3 separate regions of the Homo sapiens genome follow, and regions 1 and 3 are each linked to region 2. Evidence: chromatin loops called from intact Hi-C (ENCODE). Cell type or tissue: GM12878. All regions are shown on one strand.

Region 1 (4,000 bases), 55 kb before region 2:
GATAAAGAGAAGTGATATAGTTTGGATATTTGTCCCCTTTGAATCTCGTGTTGAAATTTCATCCCCAATTTTGGAGATGAGGCCTGGTGGGAGGTGTCTGGGTCATGGGGGTTGATTCTTCATGAATGGTTTGTATCCTCCCTGCAGTAATGAGTGAGTTCTCATTCTATTAATTCATGGAAGAACTAGTTATTTAAAAGAGCATGGCACCCTTCGCCTTTCTCTTTTTTCTCTCTCACCATGTGACACCTGCTCCCCTTTCCCTTCCGCCATGAGCAGAAGCCTCCTGAAATGCTCACCAGAAGCAGATGTTGGCACCATGCTTCTTGTACAGCCTACAGAACTGTGAGCCAAATAAACCTCTTTATAAATTAACCAGCCTCAGCATTGCTTTATAACAAGGCAAACAGACTAACACAAGAAGATATGAATGAACTCTTTGGATAATGGAAATACATTCAAAAACCTTTATAAAACTATATGGGAGATGTATTCCTAACCTTATGGGAGAAAGACATTTGTTACCAGGACAAAACACCTAGAGACCATAAAGAAAAAAATATGTAAAATTTGATTTACTACTAATTTAAATGTCTTAAGTAACAAAAATGATTATTAGTAAATCAAAATATAAGTAAAAGCCTGGGGAAACATAGGCTATTCTTATGTTAAAGACTATTCTTAAGATATAAAGGCAGAAATCAACTGGAAAAAAATGAAAGGCAACAGGTGAACAAGAATTTCACAGAAAAATAAAGACAGGCAACATACATATGGCAAAGAGTGCAACTGCACTCATTATAAAGAGGTGGTAATCAGAATAGAGGAAATTAAGCTAAGTGCAGTGGTGCACAGCTGTAGTCCCAGCTACTTGGGAAGTGGAGGTGGGAGGGTCATTTGAGCCCAGGAGTTAGAGACTGTAGTGTGCTATGTGATTAGCTATTGCACTCCAGGCTGGGCAACATAACAAGACTCTGCCTTTAAAATAAATAGAGAAATTTAAATTTCAAGAATATCTGATAAAGGAAAAGGCCCTGGAAAAGTAGCCGTGGTGCTAACTTGAAGAGCAAATTGACAATATGTTTCAAAATTTTAGATATACATACTCTTTGATCCAAAATATTACTTTTAGAATTTCTATCATGCAAATTTCCATAATTGCAAAAGTTCAAAATAATAATTTCCAGGGTACATCAGCAGCACAATTGTCCATAACGAAACGGAAATAAACACAAAAGTGAAAAAAACTCAAAACAATAGAAATGTCCATAAATGAATACTACACAGCCATTGAAAAGAATAAAAGGCGCAAAAGCGTATGCATATAAATCCATTTGTGTAAATAAGGAAGGTGCAATTAATAGATATAAATAGATTGTGTATATATTTATGTTTATATACACATAATTAGCCTGGTGTTTATATATATACAGATTTTGTATGTACATATATTTTTCTGTGTGCATTTGCATGTGTGTGTTTCTCACGCAATTACTTAGGAGGCAGATTTTTAAGTTAAAAGAAATTATTAACTATCTAATTAGGTGTTATGCTTGGGAAAAAGTATATCCATGAGTATAAGCTATGGAGACTAGGGAACATATCAAGGTTTTGCAGCTTTAAGTTCAAAAGCTCCAATTAAATGTTTTATTTTCAATAACTTCCAAAACAAGCCACATAGTGGCAGTAATGACCATGTCTTGAACCAGAATCCGAATTTTTCACAGTGGACCTATAAAGGCTGGTCAGTCTTTTTGCAAAATGGAGGAAAATGACAGAGAACAAAGAGAAGGTACAGAGATAATTTGGAAAAGGTGATTGTTTTCAACAACCTCAAATAACAAAGATCCAATACATAATGGAAATACCTCTATGTGTGCTTCATTATTGATTGTGTATTGCAAAGTACCCATGGAAAAAGTCAGATGAATGGACATGTTTATTAAAGTGCGATGATATCCTGAATATCTGTCTGACTTTCAGGTCTATAAAAGACATATGAGGGATATAAAAGACATATCTTTTTTTATCTAATAAACTGGTTTACAAGAAAAACCTAGGTGCCTAGAAGGCCCAGCTACAAAAACAAGTGAGATGCTCTGGGCAAATCCATGACAAACTGAAGAAAGCAAGTATGTTCAGCAACTGCAGAGAGCTGTGATATGGTTTGGCTGTGTCCCCACCCAAATTGCATCTTGAATTGTAGCTCCCATAACTCCCACGTGTTGTGGGAGGGACCTGGTGGGAGATAATTGAATCATGGCGGCAGTTTCCTCCATACTGTTCTCATGGTAGTGAATAAGTCTCATGAGATCTGATAGTTTTATAAGGGAAAACCTTTCACTTGGCTCTCTCTTCTCTTGTGTCTGCTGCCACGTAAGACGTGCTTTCCACCTTCCACCATGATTATGAGGCCTCACCAGCCATATGAAACTGTGAGTCCATTAAACCTCTTTTTCTTCATAAATCATCCAGTCTTGGGTAGGTCTTTATCAGCGTGTGAAAATGGACTAATACGGGCTGCCAGGGGACAATATCAGCCAACTATTTCTGGAGCATGCAGATCTTTTAGAGAAACTGCCAAATCACTAAAAGTCAGTAATTCCCTTCCTCCCTCCCTGCCTCCCTCCCTCCCTGCCTCCCTTCCTCCCTTCCTTCCTTGTCAAAAAGCCTAATTCATCTTTTGTACCATTAGTTCATAGTCTCTGCTTAGAATCTGAGAGATAGAGGGCCTTGTCCAAAATTCCGGATAACACTCATAAACAGAATTAACCTCTTAACCTGTTCTGTTTATTCATAGTGTTCATGATAGATATTTCCTAAATCTGTTATTTCATATGTTTGAATTATTGCGATATTAAACAGTTGTTTTTATTTGTATTATTTTGGTCCATTAATATAAATGTGTTTCCAGAATTTATTATTTTAGAACTTTTTTTCTTTCTCTCACAGCATTTTGTTTCAGTGACTACTTGTACCTGAAATTCAAGTTTAAATTGCTGGTATTCCTATCCGGAGGTTGCTTGAAACTTGTGGAAGCATGATAAGAGTCTAATAATTTGACCAACTTCCAAATTATATTCCATACATTTTTGTTGAACATGAATTCAGATAGCTTCTGTGGTTTCAGTTTTGACAAGCTAAGAGTTTGGAAGTCGCTATTCCTGTCCTAGCAATAAGAAAAATAAATGAACAAACTGAAAATGTCTTCTTGTATTCATTGGATAATTGAGGTTGAAGGGCACACTGCCACCTTAAATCTGGAGAAACAGGTGAATACAGAGAATAATGGCTAAGATCAGCTTTTCTGCAACTGAATCTGCTGGAACCATAAATTGGTAGGAATGTTTAAGAAGTAATTTGGACAAGTTGCTGGAATCTGTATGGGCACTAGAACGAGAGTTGGGGTCTGTAGTCTTAGGCAGAATGCCGATACTTCCATGGGTTTGACCTCCAGGAACCACACCAGGTTCTCACAGCAAAGAACCCCAACAGCAACAAAAAAAATCATCTAATGTCTCTGCCAGTGGAAGGGGAAAAGTAACTATTTTGAAATGCACACAGAGCATTCTCAATAACAATTGCCTACTCCTGTAGTAAAAATATTTTACCAGAGCCTTATCTCACCAGAAAGAAGGCACTTCCCCAATTCCTGCTCCCTGTAGCCTTTCCGTCTCACGTAAGAGAGGAAAAAAAGTGAAGAAACACTTCTGAAGGTCACAAGTGTTCAGCAGACTAAAGGCAAAACTACCGCCCAAATGCACCGCCTAGCCATTAAAGTTGAACAGTGCAAAGGTATGGTATAACCATTGTGAGAATGCTTTATGTGTATTCTGTCACTGAAAAAATAAGTAAATGAATAATAGACAGTGGGAAGGAGGTTTTTCACTGTTGGAGTGGAAATTTATAAATAAGCAACGGGAGGAGGGTAGAATTATTGATGTAGTTATGGATTAGATTTGGGGGTAGACATCAATGTAGACACATGTTTAGCAGAATA
Region 2 (4,000 bases):
TTTTTACTTTTTGAGACAAGGTCTTGCTCTGTCACCCGGGCTGAAGTACAGTAATGAAAGTATGGCTCACTACAACCTTGACCTCCCAGGCTCAAGCATTACTCCCACCTCAGCCTTTTCAGTAGCTGGTACCATAGGCATGTGACATCATGCCAAGCTAATTTATTTTATTTTTGTAGAGATGGGGCCTTGCTGTGTTGTCCAGGCTGGTCTTGAACTTCTGGGCTCAAGCAATCCTCCTAACTTGGCCTCCCAAAGTGCTGAAATCACAGGTGTAAACCAGTGTGCTCAGGCATTGCCCCAACCTTAAAGAAGTAAAACAATGACAAGAACAACAAATAAGTCATAACAGTTCTATTCAGATATCAATAGTGTTCTTTTATCCAATGTAAAGCCTTATACAAATAGAACATGATATATTTTTTGGATTTTTTTGCCTTCCTCCATTCTCTGAACAAATAAAAAAGGCTACTGAGATCTAGCACTAGAAAGAGCCTTATTCAGGAGATCTGTAATATTACAGTATTTTATTGAGTATAAATGTCTTTATTTCAGAAAAATAAACGTTTGTTGAATTTATAAGATCACAGAAATTGAAATATGAGAGAAACTGAAAATGCATGTATATATTCCCCAATGTTTATAATAAAAATTATCATCTGAATTTTTTAGGTTTAGTGAGTATCATTTAGGTTGTGGAACCAACCTAAAATGGACTTCATGCATTAACAGTTTTAAAATATTCAGACTTTTGTACAGCACATTTACATATGGGTCTATCAGATTAGCCAAAATCTCACTAGGAACATTTTGTGTCTAATTTTTTTTTTACTTTGAAGTGCAAAAGAATTCACTCAATTGTATTATTGCCACAGCAAATAGAAAAATTACACAATATTTAAATTCTTAAGGGAATATGCAAATATAGCATCACTGTGTGCCAGGAATATTGTTTATTTTAAAAAGATACACATTTTGTTTTTAAAAAATTTACTGTATTTCAAATATGAAATTATCTGACTGACATTTCCTTAATTATTGTCAAAGAGCTTGTTCCTGATTTCTACAAAGTCATATGTGATTATCAAAAACAGGTCATAGACCTCCTAGTTTCTTTTTTGGCATGTAAAGAGCTCAGCAGTTATTGCTGTTATCCTCCCAAAAAGAACAAAGTGAAACAAAATGAACAAGTCTTCTTAGAGCCTTTGGAAAATGGAAGTCACAGGGCAAACTGCTACCTTAAAAACTGCAGAGAAAGATAAATACAGTTATAGATTACAGGGAGCAGAAGCCATTGCTGGAGTCAGAAACAAGTTAAAACACTTCAACATCACTTGACTAACAGTTGGACACTGGGTGTGGACAAGCTTGAAATATAAAAACTTCTGCAGGACCAGCCTTAGAAGGATCCCCATGATTTCATAAGTTTTCCTTCCATAAACCTCTAGAGGTTATCATGGTGAAGATGAGGAAAATCCCCTAATGCATCTGGCAGGGGAAAAGAAAAAGTTTTCATTTAAAATATACTCAGAATGTTCTGTTCTCCTTAACAAAGGCCTTTCCCCAGAGAAAACTATTGTACCAGAACCTAACCACCATGAGAAATACCCAATTACAGCTTCCTCTAACATTCAACATTGGAGGGAAATACCTAATTTGAAACCTCTCTAGCTTGTCTCATGTAAGGGGAGGGGTGTGGGGAAAAAAAAAAAAAGCTAAAAATCACTTGTGAAGGACCCACCTCTGGGGCTCAAGCCCACTAGAGGATTGAGCTCTCATCATAGAATAATAAAACACTTTCTTTCCTGCACACCTTACCACACATAAACAGGGATCCTACACAATAACAGGAGAATAGAAACAAAAAACCACATGTTTCAGAATTTATTTAGAAAGAAGTCTCTAGGGAAGTCCAAGGACAACAGGGAAGACAAAAACAAGGGCATCAGAAGGAAATTTTAGCCTCTGACACCTGTAACTACAGTTAACATTAAACAAAAACTGACTGCTAGCTACAGGAAAAAAACTTACTTAAAAACTCACACTAAAGGCTTACTTATGTCAATCCCTTTTACCTAATATGTCATGTCTAGCTTTTCACAAGAAAACTACAAGGTATGCTAAAAAGAAAAAGAAAAAAAAATTAAATCTGAAGAGACAAAGGGAGAATCAAAATCAAACTCAGATACAGCAGAGATTTTTAAATGATCAGAAAATGAATTTAACTGATTGTTAGGCCAAAGGATCTAATGAAAAAGTACACAACATGCAATAACAGATGGGTAATGTAGGCAGAGAGATAAAAATTCTAAGAAATAATCCAAAGGAAGTACTAGAAAAAAAAAACTGAAATGGAAGTAAAAAATGCCTTTGATGATCATCAGTGGATTTAACATTCTCAAGGAAGGACTCAGTATGCTTAAAGATGTATCAATAGCAACACTAAAAACTGAAAAGCAAAGAGAAAAATAATAAACACACAGTGGAACAGAACATTGAAAAACTAGGAGACAATTTTAAAAAGATATAACACACATTATAGGAAGACGAGAAGGAAAATCAAGAGAAAACCATATAGAAAAGGTTTTGAAGTAATAATAGCTGACAACCTTCCAAAATTAATGATGAAGGCAAAACCACAGATCCAGGAAGCTGGAGAATACCAACCATGGAAAATACTCTACATTATGCATCATGTTAAATCTGCACAAAATCAAAACAAAATCCTGAAAAGAGACTGGGAATGTGCAATGGTGGGAAGGGAAAACACCTCACCTATAGAGAACCAAGTATAAGTATTACAGACTTCCACACAGAAACTATGAAAACAAGAGAAGGCAGTCAATATTTCAAATGTTAATGGAAAAACAAAACCCACCATCACCAATTTAGAATTCTGTAGCCAGTGAAATTTAATCTACAAAAGTAAAGGAGAAATTCCTTCTCAGATAAGCAAACATTAAGGAAATTTGTCACCAGTACACATACCTTGCAAAAAATGTTAAGCCTTCTTCAGAAAGAAGGAAAATTATATGTCAGAAACTCAGACCTACTTAGGGAAAGGGAGAGAGGTACAGAAAAAAATAAATAAAGGTAAAATAAAATGTTTATTTTTCTTATTTTTATTTGAACTAACAGATAACTGGGTGGTTATAGTTTATGAATAAGTGAAATGAATGACAGCAATGTTATAAGGGATGAAAATAAGTAATTGGAAGTACTTTTTTTCTTTTTTTAAAAATATTGAGTCTCGCTCTGTCACCCAGGCTGGAGTGCAGTGGCATGATCCCAGCTCACTGCAAGCTCTGCCTCCCAGGTTCAAGCCATTCTCCTGCCTCAGCCTCCAGAGTAGCTGGGACTACAGGTGCCTGCACCACGCCCGGCTAATTATTTTGTATTTTTAGTAGAGACGGGGTTTCACCGTGTTAGCCAGGATGGTCTCGATCTCCTGACTTTGAGATCCACCTGCCTCGGCCTCCCAAAGTGCTGGGATTACAGGTGTGAGCCACCGCACCCGGCCGGAAGTACTTTTTATAAGTTATCTATACTAGTCAAGAGCAGTATTATTTGAAAGTAGGCATAGATTAGTTGTAAATGTACAGCACACTGTAGGGAATCACTAACAAAATATATCTAGAAAACATAATTGATATGCTAACAGAGAAGATAAAATACCATCATATAAAATACTTAATTAGATCCAAAAATGAAAAAACAAAATGGAAGGCAAAGAAAAAGAAACAAAAACCCAGGTCATCAATTACTAAAAAACATTTACAAATATGATAGGTATTAATCCAGAAATCTCAAAAATCACTATAAATATAAATAGCCTAAACCAATTAAAAGCAATTGTCGAAGTATATTTTTAAAAACAAGATGAAAGTATATATTGTCTTTAGGAAACTCACTTTAAATATAATGGCGTGGGTGCCATAAATGGTGGAGTAAGATATACCATGCTAACACTTATCCAAAATAATATGGTGTGACTATATTA
Region 3 (4,000 bases), 120 kb after region 2:
ACCCCCAAACAAGATAGTCCTTTTGATTCAGTTTTCTGGCCTTCTTCCCCTTGGAACTGTAAACCTACAAATTAGCTCTGTGCTATCTCACAACTATAGAGCAGATGACAGGGCTCATCTATTTATCTCTCAAGGAGATAAGAGAAGTTTCTATTGTTCTTTCTTTGACTGCTGTATAGATTTGTGTAAGATTCTGTCCAGAGTTTATAGTTTCTTGTGTGCCACCTTATATACATGTCAACCTGGTAATGCTTTCTCAAAATTAAATTGTGTTTCCTTTATTCTTCTGTATTGGAACTGAAGAATCTTTTGTTGCAGGATTGTTTCATTTACCCAATACTATAACTTACTGTGTATATTTGGTCAGCCCCTAACTCTGTGGGTTTTGTGATGTTACAAATATCAGGGTACAAGGTACTGTGAGTAAGAGGAAAACAGTGTTACACTTTTTTTCAAGTAGGTTCTCAAAGACATTGCCTCAGGTATACAAAAGAGTATTGAAAAGGCAATAAATAGCAATACACTTCTAGAGGATAATACCTTGAACCATTTTAAGGGTATTTAAAAATATTTTAATGTAGTCATGATTATTTTACTAGTTACTGCACTGTAATTTCTTCTGACTTGTTTTTCTTAAAATTAATTCTTTCAACTGTACTAACAACAAAACCAGGTTGAGAATCTGTTGCCCTGAAGAAGACAGAGCCAGGTCAAATATGCAACTTCAGGAGGCCACATTCACAGTTTTGTTTACATTCATAAACTCCCCTAGAAGACAACTCCGATCTACCAATTGAGATCAGTTTGACAACATCACTAGCAGATGAGACAAAATGAAGTCAGAGAAGGCAAAAAACAGTTATTTATTGCAAGTAGAGAGTGGTGTTGAGGGAGTGGCAGTGAAGAGTTAAAGGAGAGAACAGATTCGAGGTACTTTGGGGGCAGACATGAGCAAACAAGGACATTTGATATAATGAACATGACAAAGAAGAAAGCAGTGATGGATGCTTCTGGAGTTTTGAATCTGAGTGACAGAAAAAAAACATTGTTTTCCAAATTATGAAATTGTATATGAGAGGTAGATTTAAGCACTGAGTAGGTGACTTTGGACATGACCCACCTGAAATGCCAGTGAGACATCCCAAAGGCACCTGGATAGTCAAGTATGGAGCAGGTCAAGAAGTGAGGGGTTTATTTGAAATGCAGCCATATTTAAAGTTATTTATAAACTTTAAAAGTTGTTGCAGCCACTGGGCCAAGTTAACTGAAAGATGTGGCCCAGAGAGAGCCATAGGAAACGTCCCATTTCTATGGCAGTGATGAAGAGCCATGAATTAGAGCAGGAAGCAGTAGCTGCAGGAGAATTAGAAGGACTAACATCTTCCAGAGTCCAGAGCAGGAAAGACTTTCAGAACAACAGTGTCGAACGCAATGGAGTAAAAATGAAGACTGATTGTAAAAAGGTTCATTTTCATTTCTAAATTTGTCCTGTTACTTCTCTTTTTAGATCTTAATTTTTCTAATTGCCTCTTTTCAGAGTTTTTCTAATTCTGGTATACATCTTTTTTTCATAGCTTCTTATTTTAGCTATTTTTAAAAAATATTAGGTTGTAGTTTTCATTTGTTTTGGGACTAGCTTTATGGCATAATTTCCTTGTCTGCATCATTCTGTTTTCATTCTCCTTCCCTGTAAGAATTTATAATAAGTTTGTATAAGAGTTGACCAAGATTTATTTTTACCCCTATTCCTCTCCTCTCTTCCTCCTCCTCCTCATCTTTCTCCTCTTTTCTTCTTTGGAGTTTCTTTGTACTTTTAGGAAAGAGGAAGGGTCAGGATAGTTTTCTAGCATTATGGCTCTAGGGCTCCCTCTCCTGTCATTTTTGCAAAATAATAAATGAGAAAATAATTTTAAAATTCACATTCACTGTGGTAATGCTGCTTTTGTTCCTCCTTTTCTTTGCCTCCCCCTCTCTCTCTCTTTACCACTTTATTTCCTTTGCTTCTATTGTAGCTATTTGATAAATTTTGGTTTTCTCTCAACAATTTCACATTGGTGCGGGGCTTTGTCTTGGATGGACATTCCATTTGATTAGTTTTGAGAGTCCACAGGGTCCAGAGGGCTGCAGCACTTTCAGACTTCGCTGCAGAGTCCTCGTTCTCTCCCATGAAATGGTTTGGCTGCTGCTCTATGGTGGACTTGACAGGCTTCCAATAGGAGCTGATTGACAATCTGGGGTACCAGTCGGCTTTCAGACTCTTATTTTAGTATTAAGTTCATGGAGATTTTGCAATATACTCTCTAATCTAGTTGTGTTTGTTTTAATGATAGAATAATGTTTTCAGTACTGAGTAAAATTGATACTTCAGGAGAATGCACCATATTCATGATCTCACATGAGCCTAAAAGTACACCCACAACACAGTTTGAGAAGCTCATAAGTCTGTCTTAGACATTTTATTATGATTGTGGGGACACTGAACAGACTTCAGTATGCAGTATTATTTAACTTGCCTTTGAGAACATACAAAAGTAAATATGAATCGATTGGTAAAGGAGAGGGATGAAACCACAGAGAGGAATAGAGTTAAAGGAACGACCTTCTTTTAGAATTGTTAAACAAGATTATGGGAGGCCATTGTTTCAGACTGAACTCCTGCACTAGGCCCTAAACGACCAGACCAAACCAAAATGGAGTCACTCATGCTAAATGCCACATAATTAAAATGAAAATTTAAGAAAGCAGATAGATCCCCAAACAAAACAATCTTTCCTGAAAACAAGAGATTCCAGTTTACCTCAGTAATCCTAATAAGGAAGTCTCTTCTGCTTTACCCCTTTAAAAAAAGTAACCTGAGGTAATATGATGCTTACTAGATTTCCATTTTTCTATTTCCTACTTTTCACCTTTCAAAACCCAGTGTTTTGCCCCTGCCCAGAAGAACACTTGTTCAGTTTTGTAGAATGAAGGCTGCCCTGATTCATGTATCACCTATAAAAGCCAATTAGATCTATAAAGAAATTTGTTGTAATGTTGTTTTTGACAGTCTCAAGAAGACATTAACATTTTTTAAAGCATGGGGAAGAATCAGGAGAGATGAGATGGAAAGACAACTGTTGAATAAAGAATATAATAGTAAGGAATAAAATCCAAATGAATAAAGCTTTTTAAAATAAAGACATTAGCTCTGTAACACATATCCTGTCATGAATGTGCACACATACACAAAAACTGTGGTCTTGATGATATGTTTCACACCTTGGTTGTGGTAACAGTATCACAAGTGTCCAGACTCATTAAGGTTATATACATTACATGTGTAACTTTTTAAAAAATGTCATTATACCTCTGTTATACCAATAAAGCTTTTTTATAAAAAATACTGCTTTCTCTTTTGTGATATCAAATTACCATCAATCATTTATTTGAAGATATCCAGTAATGGAAATCAATTATTCTGGATAGTACTCACTTAACATAGAGATCTTCATTTTACTTCTGTATTTTTATACGTGAGTTTTATATATTCCCTCTTTCTCAGTGACAGCATAGAGAAGAAATTGATTTCTGTCCACATGATGATTTGACTGAAGAAATGTGAACTTTTGGTGGGGAGAGAGGTTAGAGCTTAGTTTCCCTTTGTCTGTCACCAATATTACATTTGGGTGAGTGGCCACTATTTCATATGGGAGACATTCCTCCATTAGAGGATGTAAAGGTTGATGGAGGAAGAGAGTTAGAGTGTAGATCGATGGTAGCTGAGCTCCACTGACCCACTCTGGTAACAGAGCATTTTACTCTTCGATGTATTTAAAATTCATCTCTAAGCCCAAGATGAATTTTGTGACAATTGGAAGTTAAGCTTGAGGGCAACTTGGTTAGTTCTACCCAAGACCTGTTTGAGCTGCAGCCAAGCCCAGCTCTTAGGTACACAGCAGCATGGCAGTGCCTACAATTAACATGCTTTCTTCTGCTTATTAAGCATTGTTTTCAGTCACAA

Evidence for each region. Hi-C counts contacts between places; a loop is a spot of excess contacts. Peaks named below come from ENCODE experiments on the same cell type or tissue, not always from the same donor. Only the 100,000 strongest peaks of a DNase experiment are listed, where the experiment ranks them.
Region 1: it touches region 2 in a loop (6-fold over the local background); 1 of 110 quality-filtered maps calls a loop at or near these places.
Region 3: it touches region 2 in a loop (2.8-fold over the local background); 1 of 110 quality-filtered maps calls a loop at or near these places.

The regions. Positions count from the first base shown.
Region 1 is chr10:82,967,298-82,971,297 of GRCh38, reverse strand. All of the region lies in intron 6 of NRG3 (neuregulin 3), which reads right to left. Among named protein-coding and RNA genes, the nearest start is that of LINC02650, 710 kb to the left of the region's middle. In GM12878, a CTCF peak has its summit at 1,683; no DNase peak of the experiment used is centred here.
Region 2 is chr10:82,912,464-82,916,463 of GRCh38, reverse strand. All of the region lies in intron 4 of NRG3 (neuregulin 3), which reads right to left. Among named protein-coding and RNA genes, the nearest start is that of NRG3-AS1, 680 kb to the right of the region's middle. In GM12878, no CTCF peak of the experiment used is centred here; DNase peaks (open chromatin) are centred at 1,195 and 1,713.
Region 3 is chr10:82,794,557-82,798,556 of GRCh38, reverse strand. All of the region lies in intron 3 of NRG3 (neuregulin 3), which reads right to left. Among named protein-coding and RNA genes, the nearest start is that of NRG3-AS1, 560 kb to the right of the region's middle. In GM12878, a CTCF peak has its summit at 1,864 (motif pointing left); no DNase peak of the experiment used is centred here.